Linked DNA regions of Mus musculus: regions 1, 2 and 4 are each linked to region 3. Evidence: chromatin contacts called from ENCODE Hi-C or POLR2A ChIA-PET data. All regions are on one chromosome and are shown on one strand. Each heading gives the region's core, a stretch centred on a gene start or an enhancer-like site at or near the end of the contact. The rest is flanking DNA. Distances are from core to core; before and after follow the strand shown.

Evidence for each region. Hi-C counts contacts between places; a loop is a spot of excess contacts on that map. ChIA-PET counts read pairs that join two places held with the same protein, here RNA polymerase II (POLR2A).
Region 1: POLR2A ChIA-PET joins it to region 3 with 28 read pairs in Patski. The contact joins the enhancer-like site here to the promoter of Pias3 in region 3. POLR2A ChIA-PET finds 5 or more read pairs at or near these places in 4 of 5 experiments (Patski and embryonic stem cell).
Region 2: POLR2A ChIA-PET joins it to region 3 with 32 read pairs in Patski. The contact joins the promoter of Polr3gl here to the promoter of Pias3 in region 3. POLR2A ChIA-PET finds 5 or more read pairs at or near these places in 4 of 5 experiments (Patski and embryonic stem cell).
Region 4: POLR2A ChIA-PET joins it to region 3 with 27 read pairs in Patski. The contact joins the promoter of Rbm8a here to the promoter of Pias3 in region 3. A Hi-C loop is called at or near these places in 2 of 37 maps with a recorded cell type or tissue (both heart). POLR2A ChIA-PET finds 5 or more read pairs at or near these places in 4 of 5 experiments (Patski and embryonic stem cell).

What each region holds. Positions count from the first base shown.
Region 1 is chr3:96,574,172-96,578,336 of GRCm38, forward strand. Polr3gl (polymerase (RNA) III (DNA directed) polypeptide G like) reads right to left here. Exons shown (of 8, transcript NM_027241.4): 8 at 3,701-4,165. Among named protein-coding and RNA genes, the nearest start is that of Gm15441, 9.5 kb to the left of the region's middle. Within about 2 kb of position 1,485, at least 1 of the 3 ENCODE cell types and tissues checked has a DNase peak (open chromatin) inside an H3K27ac peak, as active enhancers do.
Region 2 is chr3:96,591,443-96,595,592 of GRCm38, forward strand. Polr3gl (polymerase (RNA) III (DNA directed) polypeptide G like) reads right to left here and starts at 2,739. Exons shown (of 8, transcript NM_027241.4): 1 at 2,642-2,739.
Region 3 is chr3:96,694,661-96,698,953 of GRCm38, forward strand. Pias3 (protein inhibitor of activated STAT 3) reads left to right here and starts at 2,416. Exons shown (of 14, transcript NM_001165949.1): 1 at 2,416-2,535. The coding sequence starts at 2,512.
Region 4 is chr3:96,627,106-96,631,188 of GRCm38, forward strand. It overlaps Rbm8a (RNA binding motif protein 8a), which reads left to right and starts at 2,823. Exons shown (of 6, transcript NM_001102407.1): 1 at 2,823-2,923; 2 at 3,197-3,256; 3 at 3,372-3,449; 4 at 3,761-3,897. The coding sequence starts at 2,857. It also overlaps the pseudogene 6330549D23Rik.

The sequences.
Region 1 (4,165 bases), core at 235-2,734, 120 kb before region 3:
TGACTCCGGACTCGCAGGTCGTAACCTTGAACTCTCGGTTATAAGGTTTTCCTGCTTTCTTACTAGTTGTGGGAGTTGCTGGTCCCCAGCTACCCTGGCTGCAAAGGTTCTTGGAAACAACTGGCGATGTGCCTGAGGTATCTTTAGCTTGCCTGGCCGAAAATAAGGTGAGAAGATCAAGGAGATCGAATGACAGCTTGGCCAAACGGGCATGTCCCGCCATTTGTAGGACAAAGGTTGGAGTGACCACTGGGGATCAGTTGTGCTGTCTCAAAGACAAAATGTCATACAAATCAAGTCAGATGTGAACTCTGCCCTGCCTGGACTCCTGCTTTTACTGGCAGGTGACCTTGTTGGACCAAGCAAACGTCTGGAGTCCCGGTTCCATTTGTACCTTTACAAGTGAGTCTACACCAACCCTACTGTGGAGTAGGGGGTCTCAGGAGACAGCTCATGTATCAGATTCGTGTACCAGACATGAGACTGAGGCATGGGGGGGTCATGACACAACATTCCAAGGGTACAAGACTATGGAGTAAAGACACCAAAGCCCTGGGGTGATATTTTGCCTATCTGAGATGACAATTGTTCCCCTTGACTTAGCTTCTTCATTTCTTTTTTCTTTCTTTCTTTCTTTTTTTTTTTTTTTTTTTTTTTTTTTTTTTTTTTTGGTTTTTCAAGACAGGGTTTCTCTGTATAGCCCTGGCTGTCCTGGAACTCACTCTGTAGACCCACTTCATGCCCAGCTTCTTTTTCTTTTATTTCCATTGAGACAGTGTCTCCTGTGCCCCAGCTTGGACTCAAATTTTCCATAGAACCAAGGGTTAGAGGCATACGCTTTTATGCTCAGTTCTGTAGTGTTAGGGATAAAGTCTAGGACTTTGTGTATGCTGGGCAAGTGCTCTGACTACTGAGCTACACCCCCAGTTCACACCCTGCTTTATTCTCTACCAGCCCACACCCTTCTTTACTTTCAAAGTTCAAACAACCATAAAAGTAAGTTGCAGAAACCAACTACCTTTCCCTTACCAAACCGCGGTGCCTAATCGCTCCATCCACCTGCCTTCTGGCCTTCAGTTTTCTTTGTTCTCCACTCTCAACCTAAATTTGCTGCATCCAGATCTCTATTTGGTCCTCTCTTAAACCACATGAGTCCTTGCACCTGTTCACCGACTCCCCATTTCACGGGTCCTACCTAAGGAGGTGAGGCCTGGGAGGGTAGGTGTGGAACATGGGTTAGGTTTTCCTGCTGTAAAATCTAGTCTGCAGTCCAGGCATTGGAGCAATTTAGACAATAAGAACTGTTCCTAATGGGTATTATGTACCTGGGTGGCAAACACTGACTAGGTCTATGTAAATTAGTAGGCCAGGCCTCAACTGCTGTGCTGCCTGCCTCTCCAGGAAGAGCGGCTTTGACCCTGTCTGCTGGACCCAGGCTCCAGCCTCTGCCTGTTTGGGAGTGCTTGTGGGAAGTTGGGGAAAGGTCAGTGGACATGGTTTAGCTATTGCCTGGAACCAATTAGGAATTTGGGGAAGCTGCTGTGTCTCGTGTCACTGGCTTTGTCCAACAAGGTCACCTGCCAGGGAAGGCAGGAGTCCAGGCAGGGCAGAGTCCAAGAATGACTTGATATTTATGACACTTTGTCTTTGAGGTAGCATGACTGATCCCAAGTGGTCATTCCAACCTTTGTCCTCCTTTCTCCTGCGCCAGGGGAAAGGCAACGTGAAGGGACGGAACTGTGGAAAGATGGGTGGGGACTAGTGTCCTGCCCTCCTTTACCACCTTTAGTTCGGGATCTTTGGTCCCACCACCAAGTTCCCAGGGATGTGAGTTGGCTCATTCGGTGCTTGCCTCCAAGCCTTGCATGTGAGCCCCCAGACCCATATGGCAGCAGGAGAGTACTGACTCCAGCAGGCTGTCCTCTGGGCTCCCCACACACGCCATTTTGTACACCCTTGGCCAAATAAATGAAATGTTAAAAAAAAAAAAAAAAAAAAAAGAGGAGCATCAGGTGGGCTAGCCTGTGGCAGTGTCTCTCAACATAGACCTGGACTTAAGTAATGAGGGTTAGGATGGTGTCTCCCCTCCACTGTGTGTGCACGGGACAACGTAGGAAAAGACAACAGGTAAACAAAACAGAACCAAACCGTTCAGGATCTTTGTTTTCGGCTGTTTCCTCCCTAGCTACAGTCGCTGGCTGTAGAACTGTGGGAAACCCCAGGGACAAGTCTCCTGGCCCCGCCCTTCCCTCACCTCGGAGAGCTAGAAAAGGAAACACATCAATCACCACAAATTGCTCAATAACTCTGGAATGTTCGCTTCTATTCCTGTTCCCGGCTCTGCTTTCTTGGCTGGGCTTCTATCCCAACACTTGCTACCACATTTAAACGAGGCCTTGAAGGCGCTTCTCCTCCATGGAGTCTAAGCCCCTCTTTGCCCTGTACAATGGGGTCAGAAATACCTGACCTTGGATTTCGGTTCTCTAACCCACGATGCTGTAGGAAATTCGGTCGGCCTGTCTAAAAGCGATTGGGAAGCTTATTGGACGCTTCTCACACAGTCCATCCTTAGACTATGAAATGCTCAGTGGGGCCTCCCGTGGTAGCACGGCAGATGTCTCTGCAGGTCTCCTTACTCTGTTTCTATACTGGACACGCAACTTACTCGTGGCTGTGGCATGGCAAGTGCATGCAACCAATCAGCTCGAGGAAGCCTTCCTTAGAAGCCAATCAGAGGCCAGGGAAGTGACCTCACCCAAGGGAGCGCTGTGTGGGCGAGGAAGCCTCTCTTAGAGCTGAGTGTCCCTAAATCACTCCCTTCCTCCCCACCCTCCTTACTTCCTGGAAGATAACACCGCCTACCCCCTCCCCAAAGTGGAGTGAGAAAGGCTAACTTAATTCCACAAAGGAAAGAACAACAAAAAAGAAGGAGCTGCAAGCCACACCCCGGCTGTCTGTAGAGAACAGTATATTTAGGGAGATCCTAAATATGCCTTTCAAAGTGGGCTCTCCAGGTCCTGGAAGACGGTAAGCTGAAAGCAGTGAGTCACTCCTCTCTCCCGGCCCCTGGCTTTCTGGACTCCCTGCACAAAAATAGCTGCAATCACTCTTTGTAAATAAGGACACCATCAAGGTCAAGTGTGAGAAAGGAGAGGGCTGGTGTCCTGGTAAATGTGCCTGACTATGCAGGCTCATGTCCCTGTGCTGCTGGAGGCCAAAGGCTAGGGTAGTCTGTGGGCGAGCCTATGCTTTCCCCAGCGCTGCTTTCAGACAGCATTGCAGATGAGTTCCTGAATGTCCTCCAAGGGAGAGCTGAGAAGTAAAGGTCAAGGGTCAAGGCGGTCACACACACACACACACACACCCGTGTCACACTGGACACGCAGAGATTTGACACTGGTGGCACAGACCTGGGACCACAGCTAGGGAGGCTGAGACAGTTTCAGGCCTGTTTGGGCTACAGGGTTAAGTTCAAAGCCAACTTAGGCAACTTAGCAAAAGCTCTGCCTAAAAATTCTAAAGCAAATATATAAAAAGAGATGGGGGCATGGCTGAGTGATGGAACACCCGTTTAGCATTTGCATGGCTGTAAATTCAGTCCTCTGAAAGGGGGCGTGGCAGGGGTAAGAATGGCTTGACTGGACACCCCCTCAGCCTTGCCTCCGGCCCTTTCCCAGTACACATCACTCTGTTAGACATGTTAGACAGATACAAACATTTTATTTAAAAGTACAAAACAGGCCTTACTCCTCTTGACTGTTCCCACCCCAAGTCTCCCCTAAACTGTCAACGGCTGCGCATCACAGCCCCCAGGGATCACACAGGTCACCTGGATTCTAACCAATTTTTTCTCAACAGAAGTAAATGCTAGTAAGTCTGCTGTGGTGGCGCGTCCCTGTAATCCCAAGGCTTGGGGGGGTGGGGGGGGGTCCAAAATTCAAGGCCAGCCTCAGCTACATACCGAGTTCCAGGCCAGCTTGAGCTACATGAGATCTTCTCTCAAAAAACAATAACAAAGCTGGGCATGGTGGCGAATGCCTTTAATCCCAGCACTTGGGAGGCAGAGGCAGAGGCAGAGGCAGGCGGATTTCTGAGTTTGAGGCCAGCCTGGTCTACAGAGTGAGTTCCAGGACAGCCAGGGCTACACAGAGAAACCTGTCTGGAA
Region 2 (4,150 bases), core at 1,489-3,988, 100 kb before region 3:
CTTCCAGAGGTCCTGAGTTCAACTCCCAGCAACCACATGGTGGCTCACAACCATCTGTAATGGGATCTGATGCCCTCTTCGGGTGTCTGAAAAACAGCTACAGTGAGCTCACATAAATATAATAAGTGCATCTTTAAAAAACAAAACAAAAAAGCAAAACCCAACAACAACAACAACATCCAGAACAAATAACAAAAACCCCCAAACAAGCCATTTTCAAGGGAGGAGGTTAATAATATGGAGTGTTTAGGGGTGAAGGAGACTACAATATAAAGTCATATTTATCTGTTGTTGTTGTTTTTTTAATGTTTTCATTCTTGATACAAAATTGAATTTATAGTGTGGCTCTATTTACTTATAAAACAAAAAGTTTTGCATATATACAGAATAAACTGAGAGTACATATGTCTAAATACTAGTATCAGGGGCAGGCAAGATGGCTCAGCAGATAAAGTCAGTGCCAGTCCAAGAACCTGAGTCCCATCCCTGGAACCAACTAAGGTGCAAGGGAGACATAACCTTACAAAGCTGTCCTCTGACGCTGACATGCATGCGGTGGCACCAGTGTGCAAGTACATAAAATAACAATAAAGTTTAAAGTTGTAAAATACTAATTACCATCATTATTACCTTAGGGCTATGAAATAATGCACACTCTTATATTACTATGTGTTTGAAAGTTGTGTGGAATAAATGTATATCCTACAATCAACAAGTAAAAAGGATGCTTCGTTTTCAAGAATGCAGGGGAAATCTGGAGAATGGTTCAGTGGCTCAGAGCACTGGCTGCTCTCCCAGAGGACTTGGGATTCGATTCCCCGGGACCCACACAGGGACTCACAGCTGTCTGTAACCCGTCCCAGGGAACCCAACACCCTTTTCTGCCTTCTGAGGGTTTCAAGCACACAAGTGGTACAAAGACTCACATGCAGACCAAACGCCCACCCACACACAAGAATTCAGAGGACGAGTGGGTGCTATAGCTCAGTGGTGGAACCCTACTTAGCAAATCACTAGGGCCTCAATTCAATCCCCAGTTAAAGAAAATAAGCAAACCCTCACAACAACAACAACAGCAACAACACACTCGCTTAGCAGAAAGCCTTGGGCCAAGCCTGTCATTCAGAAATTTCAATTCATCTTTGGTTCCATGGTGAGTTTGGGGCCAGCCTGACCTCCACATATGCACCATGGTACACACTCCACCCAGGCCCACTAATAATAAGTAAGTTTAAGTTGAATAAATTCAAAGGAAAAAGTGAAAGAGTGGACCGACCTGAAAAGAGCTAGTGAGTTCTCTTCCTAAAGATGCTGTTTCAGAGCTAGGGGTGTAGTTCAGGGGCAGAATGAATGCTTAGCATTTGTAAGACCGGACTCACATTTCTCAATTTAAAAGAAAAAAGCTTATTTGGGGTGCAGTGGTACAAGCCTGTTATCCCAGAAAGGGTGAGGCAGGAGGGTCATAAGTTGGAGGTCAGCCTGTTTGCCCTGCATAGAAAGAACTGGTTTCGAAAATATTTTCCCACATACTAAATAACAATTTATTGAATAGATGTTATCAGAGGGTTCATTGTGATCCCGGTTGTCTAGCACTGTGTCTGCTATGTAGTAGGTTCTCAGTAAATATCTGTCTTTTGAACATGTGTCTACAGACTCTGTGAGTCACAAAGACTCCCTTCTGGTTCTTTTTGTTGTTTTCCTTCTCTGGTCTGAGAATAACTATAAAACATTAATGCAATAAACCACCAGTTCAAAGACCCCTAATTATATAATGTTGTCTTTTATTGTTCCCTAATTATATCAGGAGTTTAAATTTGTCCTCCTTGACAAGAGCACTGGTTCCCACAAATCAATTCCACTCGATTAACGCTTACTGAACACAATGTATTAAGTACCCCAATCTGTCCCATCAAACCTTCCGTTCATAGAATAGAAACAGTGAAAGAGAACATATAATCCTAACACCGGGGGTACTGTGGCAGGGGGAATGCAAACTGGAGGCCAGTATGGGCTACATAGCAAGAGTCTGCCGATAAAAGCATGGGAGGGATGGAAAAAGTCAGCCTCGTGAGATGGTAAATACTCGTGTTGCCAAGTGGCCAGGAAACAGGCTGACTAGCTCAAGTTGTCCTCTGACCTCCTTGCGTAAGCCATGGCTTGTACGTACCCCCCCCACACACACACAAATAATGTAATTTTAAAAATTAAAGAGATTCCAATAGTGATAATCGGACTTTGTCAGGTCGGGGATCAATAAATTCTTCACGGTGGTCTAGGAAAGTGGTGGGTAGAGGGTAGCGGTTCAGTTGACTTGATAGGTAATAAGAATCTGTCAGGCTCTTGACAGGGGGCTAATGTTACGTTAATGGGTGCGGGAGAAGCTGGTACCATAGAAGAGTCTGAGCTACAAGAATGAACCTTCCTCTCCTGCTTTAATATCTGTCCCCAGGCGCGACAGCAAGCTGTCTCCGGCGTACAGTCAAGACAGCAGTGAGAGCCCGGGGAAAAAGGGGAGGGATTTAGAAGGGGGCTGATCCAACAGGCTGACAGAAAGCGTTATCTACGTCGCTGTCGGCGCCGAGGGACTAATTCGGGAAGTACCGAACCAAACCGGGTCAGAGCCACCAGGTCGAAGCCTTACCTGCCGTCCCTCCCCCACTCAGGGCCCACGCAGCCGCCAACTTGAAATTTGCTTTTCTTCTTCCAGCCCTCGTTCTAGGCCCGCCTCCCCGAGCTCTCCATTGGTGGGTTTTCCTGGCCAATCGACGAGAGCGGAGGCGGGCGAGGAGGGGAGGAGGAGGGAGCGAGCTTAACCGGAACTGAGGCTTGGGAAGTGGCGCGCTGAGACCTGGGGCTGCAGAATTCACCTCTTATGCCCAGACCGAACTAGATGGCTAAGATGTCCTGCTACTCAGAGCTCATCCAGACACGTGGCGGAGCCAGAAGAGGAGAACCGCTGCTGGGAAATGTAGCCCTGGGTCAGAGAAACCAGACTGCTCATCTGTTAACAGCTGTGCCTGCAGGAGTTCCCAGAAACACTCCAGGAGGTTCCCAACTACCGGACTCCAGCGCCCTCTTCTGGCTTAGGCCATCACACACACACACACACACACACACACACACACACACACACACACACACCACACACACACCACACACACACACACACACACACACACCACACACACACACACACACACACACACACACACACACACCACACACACACACACACCACACACACACACACACACACACACACACCACACACACACCACACACACACCACACATCACACACACACACACCACACATCACACACACACACACACACACACACACACACACACACACACCACACATCACACACACACACACACACACACACACACACACACACACACCACACATCACACACACACACACACACACACAGAGAAACACTCCAGGAGGTTCCCAACTACCGGACTCCCGCGCCCTCTTCTGGCTTAGGCCATCACATACACACCACACACACCACACACACACACACACACATACCACACACACCCTCTTTATTATTCTTCCTCAGTCACCAGCACTACTAATAAATAATCTTTAAAAGATTTTTTTTCTCTAAAGGCAGGGTCTGGCTACCCAGTCTAGGCTGGCCTTGAACTCTTGATACTCTTGACTCTGCTACCAAGCTCAGGCCCCAAATGCGGATTGTTGCGGTGTCTGAGAAGTGAGGGAGAGAAGGGGGCTTGGGACCAGAGCAGTAATTGGGGAGAGAAGGCAGGAACCCAGTGGGTTTTTTCTTTCTGTACTTTCCACTGCCCTTCAAGCCCCTTCAAGGAAAGAGGGCAGAATAGAAAGAGTCATTTTTTTTACAGAGTAGAAGTAAAGGGAAATACTTCAGGATGGATGTAAAACTAGGAGTCAGTCAACAAGAATATGACAGAGGTCAGAGAAAATGGCCTCTAGACTGGGAAGTTGCATGTGGATGACACATACTCCGTTTTTGGAATAGTATAAAAACATAGCTGTAGCGCTTTGGGGGAACTTGCTTAACCTCATTATCATTTGTTGCAGGAAGACAATAGTTCCCCCCTCATTGAGTTGTGAGGGTTGGAGATGATGTATGTATGCACATCTCTCGGCACACATCAAT
Region 3 (4,293 bases), core at 1,166-3,665:
ATGGTGTGTTCCACCACACATGACTGCTTTCATCTTTAATGCATGATGAAGTTATATGTATACCAAAGAATTAGAAAAATCTTTATGGTTTATAGTCAGTAAATACCTGACTTATATGCTTATTTTTTAAAAGATTTATTTATTTTATGTATATGAATGCTCTATCTGCATCTAAACCTGCGAGCCAGAGAAGGGAATCAGATCCCAGTACAGATAGTTGTGAGTCACCAGTCACACAATGTGGTTGCTGGGACTTGAACTCAGGACCTCTGAAAGAGCTCGGTGCTCTTAACCACCAAGCCATCTCTCCAGCCCCCATATACTTATCTTGATATGCCCATTTACTGGTCTGGAGTCACAAAAATGTCTGGGGCAAAAACAATATCAAGTGTAAGAAGAAACAAAACAATATGGTTGGCAATGAGCTCAGCTGGCTGTGCCAACATCCCAGTGCACAAAGTCTGAGGTTCTATCCCCAGAACAGACAAGTACCAGGGCCTGATTAGCATGCGGGGAGCTGCAGATGAGATTTAGGGCCAAGTACTTAAGCCTAAATTTAGCTTGAGGGGCCCATCATTTCAAACAGCAAGCAACAACTCCCTTCCCCAATCCCCAGTGTTAGGAGAGGGTGGTTATTTCCCTAGGAACAAAACCAGGAAGTAGTCAAGTATAATTAACAGGCACTAGAAATATTGTTAGCACTTTATGGCCTGCAGCTTAGGTTGGGGCTCATGGAAAGGATTACACTGAAGGCTTAAACTAAATGAGATTATTCCTAGTATTTACTAGAGCTTTTTATTATTTTGCATGTTTGTTGTACAACTTGCCTCTGATGCCAGACTGAGCTTTCGAATGGTTTTAAGCCCTCAGCACCTAGCAATCCCTGATTGCCACTTTAATATTTACCTCCCCCCTTTACAAATATTTACTGGACAAATGACATTATCCCTGAGGCCCCAAACAACTATAAAATGTGGAGTTTTTACGATAACTAGTATAAGGAACAGTGCCTTAAAGTAGCTATCTTTATAGATATAGAAATGAACTACTCAGCCAGGCAGTGGTGGCTCATGCCTTTAATCCCAGCACTCGGGAGGCAGAGATAGGTGGATTTCTGAGTTCGAGACCAGCCTGGTCTACAGAGTGAGTTCCAGGACAGCCAGGGCTACACAGAGAAACCCTGTCTCGAAAAACAAACAAACAAACAAACAAACAAAGAAATGAACTACTCAAATCGTCAGGTTAAGTGACCAACTTGGTTGAAACAGGGCCCTTTGGAGGGTCCAAAGCTTTGGAGGAGGAAGTAGGCACTTTAAAGAGGGGCAGAAGTGTGTCTTCTGTACCTGTATCTCCTTGTGTTCACCAACTGTGGGATCCCTAGTTACTGAAAGCATATTTGGAGGTTGGGAGATAGAGGGTTATCTGTAGGGATTGGGCTGCTTATTTTCCATTTGTAGCCCAGGTTTTCCCCCAGATAGATGGAGATCTCATCCTATAACCTTTCTAAACAACCAGAGTCCCAATGCACATAGTCCCAGTCCAGCCCAGTCCAGGCTCTACACTCCCTCCCGCAAGGGATCAAAGGACTACTCAAACTTTGAATGCCCAGAATCTCTTCTCTCCTCAGCGCTCAGAGGAGTTAATAACTCCCGCCCGGCTCCTGGGCTCCGCCCCTCTCCCCTCTCCGAGGTCCTGGCGGGCTTACCCTGGAGGGGGCGGCCCCAGCAGCAACGCTTGGCCGGGCGGAGCTCAGGCCCGGGCGGTGCTGCGGCTGCAGCGTCCAGCTGCCCGACTGAACTCCAGCCGTGCAGCAGACTGCCGGAGCTGCGCGAGCCCTTTCTGCACCGGGGCTCACCCCCGCAACTCTGCGGGTAAGTCCTGCTTTCCGCACCCAACTTTGTTGCCTGTCAAGCCTTGAGTCGTATGGCGCTAGCAGGACCTAAGCTTGTAATTGCTGTGTTCGGGGGAGGTGAAGAATTCGGAACAGCCGTCTCCAACAGTTCGCAAGTCCCCAACTTCCCCCAAAAAGGACAGGAGAGCATCACTTTCAGAGTTGGCGGGACTCTGGGATTTCGCTAACTAAACTTGCGGCGGAGATCTCCGGGGGACAGGGGCTCCAACTTCGCCGCCCCTCCCCCATCCCTCGGAGCTCCGGCAGTTCCGGATACTTTCCCTCCATCTTTCAAGTATCCTTGGCTGCCTAAAAGCCCATCCCTTCGGGTCCGCCTTCTCGTCGTTACCCGCAGGGCCCCGAGATCCCCGGGCTGCACACTCCCTGCGGGGCCACCGTGTCTCCCGCCGCCGGGAGACTTGCCCCGGCCATCCGGCTGCAGGAGAAGGGGCGAGGCCGGCGGCGGTCCGGAGCCCGGCGGGCGGGGCCGGGAAGGGGAGGTGTAGGGGGCCGGACGGGGCGGAGCAGGCGGCCTTTGCGGCCGGCGCTGGGGCGGAGAGTTTGCGCCGGTCCCTGGGCCTGAGCTCCGGCTCGGGCTGGGGCGCCTGCGATGTCTCAAGATGGCGGAGCTGGGCGAGTTAAAGGTACCGGCCCCCTCCCCCAGCCCCAGCAGGACTCGCTCGGCTGCCCGCTGAGGCGGGGAGGCGACCAGGCTGGGCGCAGCGGGATGGGGTGGGTGCGGGCGACGTGGCAGGGACTGGCTACAGGGATGCGCGGGCAGCGGCCGCGAAAAGGGGCTGCGGTGGCGCCCCGGGGGCGGGGCCGCAGGGCAGATGCAGGGGTGGGGCGGAGGGGGGAATTGTCGCCCCGGAGGGCCGAGGCACAAGGGGCGGGGACGCGGGGCCGTAGCCGCTTTTAGTAGTAGGTAGTTGCAGGGTACAGGCGGGCGAGGGAAAGCTCCTCTAGAGGCGTAGGGGTGAGTCCATCAGGCCAAGAGGTGTGACAGTGAGGGGGAGCCGTAGGGATGGGACCCGAGGACCAGATGTTATCAAGCTCCCGGGGACCTGAAGCTTAGGCTTGGGGCTGCTGTGGGCATCCGAGCCTTGGGCAGTACCGATAGGGGGGCTGAGACGTAAGGGGGCGGGGCTGTACAGGAGCGTACCTTAAGAGATGAGGCAGGAGCATCCTGGAGGCTTAGAGTAAGGAACTGTCCTAATGAGGTCCTGTGGTTGGAGAGGTAGAGAAGTGTGAACCACTGGATAGAAAAAAAGTTATTGAGCCAGTGGAGAAATAAAAACAAGTAGGAGGAGCCAAGGATGGAAAGGTAGAGAGAAGGACAAGGTTTTCATCACATTCCTGAAAAGGAGACCAGGAGGAAAAGAACTTGGGAGAGCTAATGGTCCACCCGTGACTAGGTCTTCTAGACATTCACAGAAGGGAGCCCTAGAAGGAGAGAGATCTTGCCCCACCACAACACAGTCTCCAAGGAACCACACCAGAAGATATCCTACAGAACCTTAGACCTTCATTCCCCCATCTTCTGGCTTCGCCCCATCCTTGTCCCGAGTAAGCCTGAGTTCTAGCCATTGGGCCATCCACGTTTAAGAGCTGACTTCTGTGCTTTGGTTCACAGACCCCATTCTCATTCTCTTGGGGTCTCTGTTGAGAAGTTTGCCTTGGTTCCCACCCTGGTGGCTATCTATGAATATACCATGTATGAGAGAAAGAAGGAAGATGGTAGTTCTGGACTGTTTGGTTTCAGACCCCAGGACAAGGGGGCTGAGGTGCATATTTTACATCTCAAAGCAGCCCTGGCCTCCAGGTTCTCCCAGCATCCCTCAGTCCCTACCTGGCATTCTAAGGCCTCAACCCTAAACTTTCCAGCCCAGGGGCTGGGCTGCCCTTCCCCCAAGGTTCTTCCCTATATAATCCAGACATTTTGTGCGTTCCCCCCCCCTTTCCTCCACCCTATGGCGATTCCCTTAGGACAGCTTCCTAATAAACTTAACTTTTTTTTTGTTTTTGTTTTTTTTTGTTTTTTTGTTTTTTTCGAGACAGGGTTTCTCTGTGTAGCCTTGGCTGTCCTGGAACTCACTTTGTAGACCAGGCTAGCCTGGAACCCAGAAATCCGCCTACCTCTGCCTTCCGAGTGCTGGGATTAAAGGCGTGCGCCACCACGCCCGGCAAATTTACCTTTAATCTAATCTAATTTGGCTTGAATTGGCTCATTTCACTGGCAGAGAAATTAGCGATCACTGACAGATGGAGTAAGTCTGGCCAATTACTGAGACTTGGGGACTTCTCCCCTACACATTTTGGTAGCTATCTTCTAGTAAACAAGACTAAAGGAGTATGGGCATGTAGGCAATGAAAAGGTGTGGATGATGATGATGATGGTGGTG
Region 4 (4,083 bases), core at 1,573-4,072, 67 kb before region 3:
GATTTATTTATTTATTATATGTAAGTACATTGTAGCTGTCTTCAGACACTCCAGAAGAGGGCATCAGATCTTGTTACAGATGGTTGTGAGCCACCATGTGGTTGCTGGGATTTGAACTCCGGACCTTCGGAAGAGCAGTCGGGTGCTCTTACCCACTGAGCCATCTCACCAGCCCCAGATTCTAGGTTTAATATGGAAACTCGCACAGTTAAAAAAGGCGTCAGAGGCTGGAGAGATGGCTCAGTGGTTAAGAGCACCGACTGCTCTTCCGAAGGTCCTGAGTTCAAATCCCAGTAACCACATGGTGGCTCACAACCATCCGTAATGAGATCTGACGCCCTCTTCTGGTGCGTCTGAAGACAGCTACAGTGTACTTAGATATAATGATAAATAAATCTTTAAAAAAAAAAAAAAGGTGTCAGAAGTTTGAATGGCTGGCTGAAGCAATTATCAAAAGATGGCCTACTGAGAAGGAGTTGAAGATACCTGATATCCCTTGGCTTAGTGTTGAGGAAGGGATTTTAAGGCTCAAGGAAATTGCAGTACTAGAGTGGATACATTGTGTAAAGCTTAATCCTCCACAATGGGAAGGCCCAGAAAACAGGCCCTTCAGGAATCCTGTAAGACCCAAACTGGTGAGAGGGGCACCAGCACATTTGAAGAGTTTTGTTCTTGTCCTTTTTCTCGTGCCAGACCTTAGGGGTGGAGATGCTGTTGCTCAATTAGATGAATTAAATGCAATGGGTTTAATTGGATCCCGAGGTAACAAGGGCCAGGTGGCAGCATTGAATTACCAGAGACAAGGCCACATACTTAAGTTCTTCTCCACTGAAACCTCTTGGGCCAGGTCTGCACAGTTCAAATAACAGCAACAAAGTCTTTCATAGTCCTACTAACATGGCTCATTAAGCCCCACTTAAAACATTCCATGGCTTTTCAAACCGAAAGTCCCCAAATCCACAATCTTCCAAAAACATGGTCAGGCTATTACCCCAGTTTCTGGTACCAACTTCTGTCTTAGTTAGAGTTTTACTGCTGTGAACAGACACCATGACCAAGACAACTCTTTAAAAGCAAAACAGGAGCTGAAGAGATGGCTCAGCTGTTAAGAGCACTAACTGCTCTTCCAGAGGTACTGAATTCAAATCCCAGCAACCACATCGTGGCTCACAACCATCTGTAATGACATCTGATGCCCTCTTCTGGTGTGTCTGAAGACAGCTACAGTGTACTTACATATAATAGATAAATAAATAAATCTTAAAAAAAAAAAAAAACCAGAATTCCCCCCCCCAAAAAAAAAAAAACAACAACAAAAAAAAACCAAACTGGGTTGGAGAGATGGCTCAGTGGTTAAGCGCACGGACTGCTCTTCTGGAGGTCCTGAGTTCAAATCCCAGCAACCACATAGTGGTTTACAACCATCTGTAATGGGATCTGATGCCCTCTTCTAATGTGTCTGAAGACAGCTACAGTGTACTCAAATAAATAAAAAATAAACAAACAAAAAAAACCACCTGAGCGGGGAAGTGGTGGCACATGCCTTTAATCCCAGCACTTGGGAGGCAGAGACAGGCGGATTTCTGAGATCGAGGACAGCCTCGAAATACAGAGTGAGTTCCAGGACACCCAGAGCTACACAGAGAAACCCTGTATTGAAAAGAAAAAAAACAAAAACAAAAACACCTGAGATGGTTCTTCTCAGTTGTCAGGCTTACTCTCTCTGGAATGAACTACAAATCCAGAAATGAGGGGCACACCTGTGATTTTCTGTTTGGTGGAGTGGGTAGATCCACTTCTAGTCCAGACTTTAGGTAGGAAAGAACACCTCTGAGCTACATCTAGAGGCAGGAAGACACAGGCTTTTCTTTAATCTTTTGTTTGTTTGTTTTGTTTTTGTTTTTGGAGACAGGGTTTCTCTGTGTAGCCCTGGCTGTCCTGGAACTCACTCTGTAGACCAGGCTGACCTCGAACTCAGAAAGCTGCCTGCCTCTGCCTCCCAAGTGCTGGGATTAAAGCGGGCAGGCACACCTTTAACCTGGGCCACACCTTTTGCTGAAGCCTATATAAAAACATGGATGAAGGAAACTTTTGCACTTTGCCTTGCTCATAAGTCCGTTTCTTCACCGGCACTGGAGCCTACTTTTTCTGGATTCTAGACCAGCTGAGACATCCAGCCTTGTGGAACTAAGCAAATACTAGATTCTTCGACTTTCTGGACACATCTAGTTATTCTCCAATTAGCTGGACTGCAGCCCGTAAGTCATTTCAATAAACCCATATATGTAGATATGTATCAAAGGATTTCTTGCTAGTTGAAAGTTTTATGAGAAAGTCACTGACTTCACTCACCCTTTAAATTTGCCCCAACGCGGCTGCGCTCCGGACCTTCAATCTACCTGATCAACTTGGCTGTAGAACTTCCGAAACCACTTTATTTTACTTTTTATGTTTTTGAGAAAGGGTCTCATTCTGTAGCCTTGGAGCCCGGCGTGGTAGCACAGGCTTTTAATCCCAGCAGCATGTGGAAGGGGAATATAGTTGGATATCTGTAACTTCGAGCCCAGCTAGGGCTATATAGAGAGACCCTGCCTCAAAAGAAAAGAAAACAAAACACAATCACAAACCATGTAGCCTACGGCCTCATACTCGCAGAGCTCCATCGGGGTCCCAGAGTGCTGGACGTTTCTAGCGCTTCATAGTGGGGCCGCCTACATTGGCGAATTTTCACCGCGCCGAGGGCGGGACTTGGAGGCAACCTTTAATTGGTCAGCCTAACTCGTGACGTTTTTCTTCTGCGACAGCTTCCCGAGGTGCTTAGCTTCTAGAGACTCAGAAAGCGCCGAGAGAAGCAAGATGGCGGACGTGCTGGATCTTCACGAGGCGGGGGGCGAAGATTTCGCCATGGATGAGGATGGGGACGGTGAGGAGAGTGGAGGCGACTGCGGGAAGAGGGGAAGGTGCGAGAGGGGAATGCAGTAGAAATTTTCCTGGGACGTCACCCCACGAACTGGGTCTGAAAAGATAGACTCCTCCCCCTTGGGAAAGGAATTAGGGGCGGAACTGGGAAGGGACTGAAGCTGGAGTCTGTGTCGAAGCTTCCAGATAGTCTAGGAAACGCGACAGGTTTTTTTTGTTTTTTTTTTCAAATGACTCTTATTTTTGTTGCTTCTTATTTTCTCACCTGGAACTCTAGAAAGCATCCACAAACTAAAAGAAAAAGCAAAGAAACGGAAGGGCCGCGGCTTTGGCTCCGGTGAGTGTGGGGAATAGGGTAGAGTGGTCTAAGAGGCAGAAGCCCGCGAATTTGGGAGTGTGAGGGGGACACATTTGGAGGACAGTTTTCGGTGATCTGGTATGAATTCTTTTAGAAGAGGGGTCCCGAGCGCGGATGCGGGAGGATTACGACAGTGTGGAGCAGGACGGCGATGAACCTGGACCACAGCGCTGTAAGTAAATAGGACCTATGGGGAGTCTGTGTGCACTGGCACTCAAATGCAAAGTAAAGAGTTGTTTAACCAGTCTCAGAAAATTGCTTATTGTAGGTTCTTTTCAGAATTTTTCTTTTTTAGTTTGTTTGGTTTTGGGTTTTTTTGTTGTTGTTGTTTTGGATACAGGGTTTCTCTGTTAAGCCCTGGCTGTCCTGAAACTCTTTTTGTAGACCAGGTTGGCCTCAAACTCACAAATCTGCCTGCCTCTGCCTCCTGAATACTGGGCTTTTTAGCTTACATGTTCATACAACACTTTCCCTACCCAACAGCTGTTGAAGGTTGGATTCTCTTTGTCACTGGAGTCCACGAAGAAGCCACTGAAGAAGATATCCATGACAAATTCGCTGAATATGGGGAAATAAAAAATATTCACCTTAATTTGGACAGGCGCACGGGATACTTGAAGGTAGATTTTCTTGCTTCCCTCACTTACAACTCTTAGATACATTGATTATGTTGTTTTTGTGAGTTGATCAAGCACAGGTAGGAAGTGAAATGACATTGGAAATTGATTTTGTTACCCACATGAAAGAGACAGAAACAGAATGAGCATGTTTGTGTATATAATGGGGATATGTGGTGTATAGCTGCG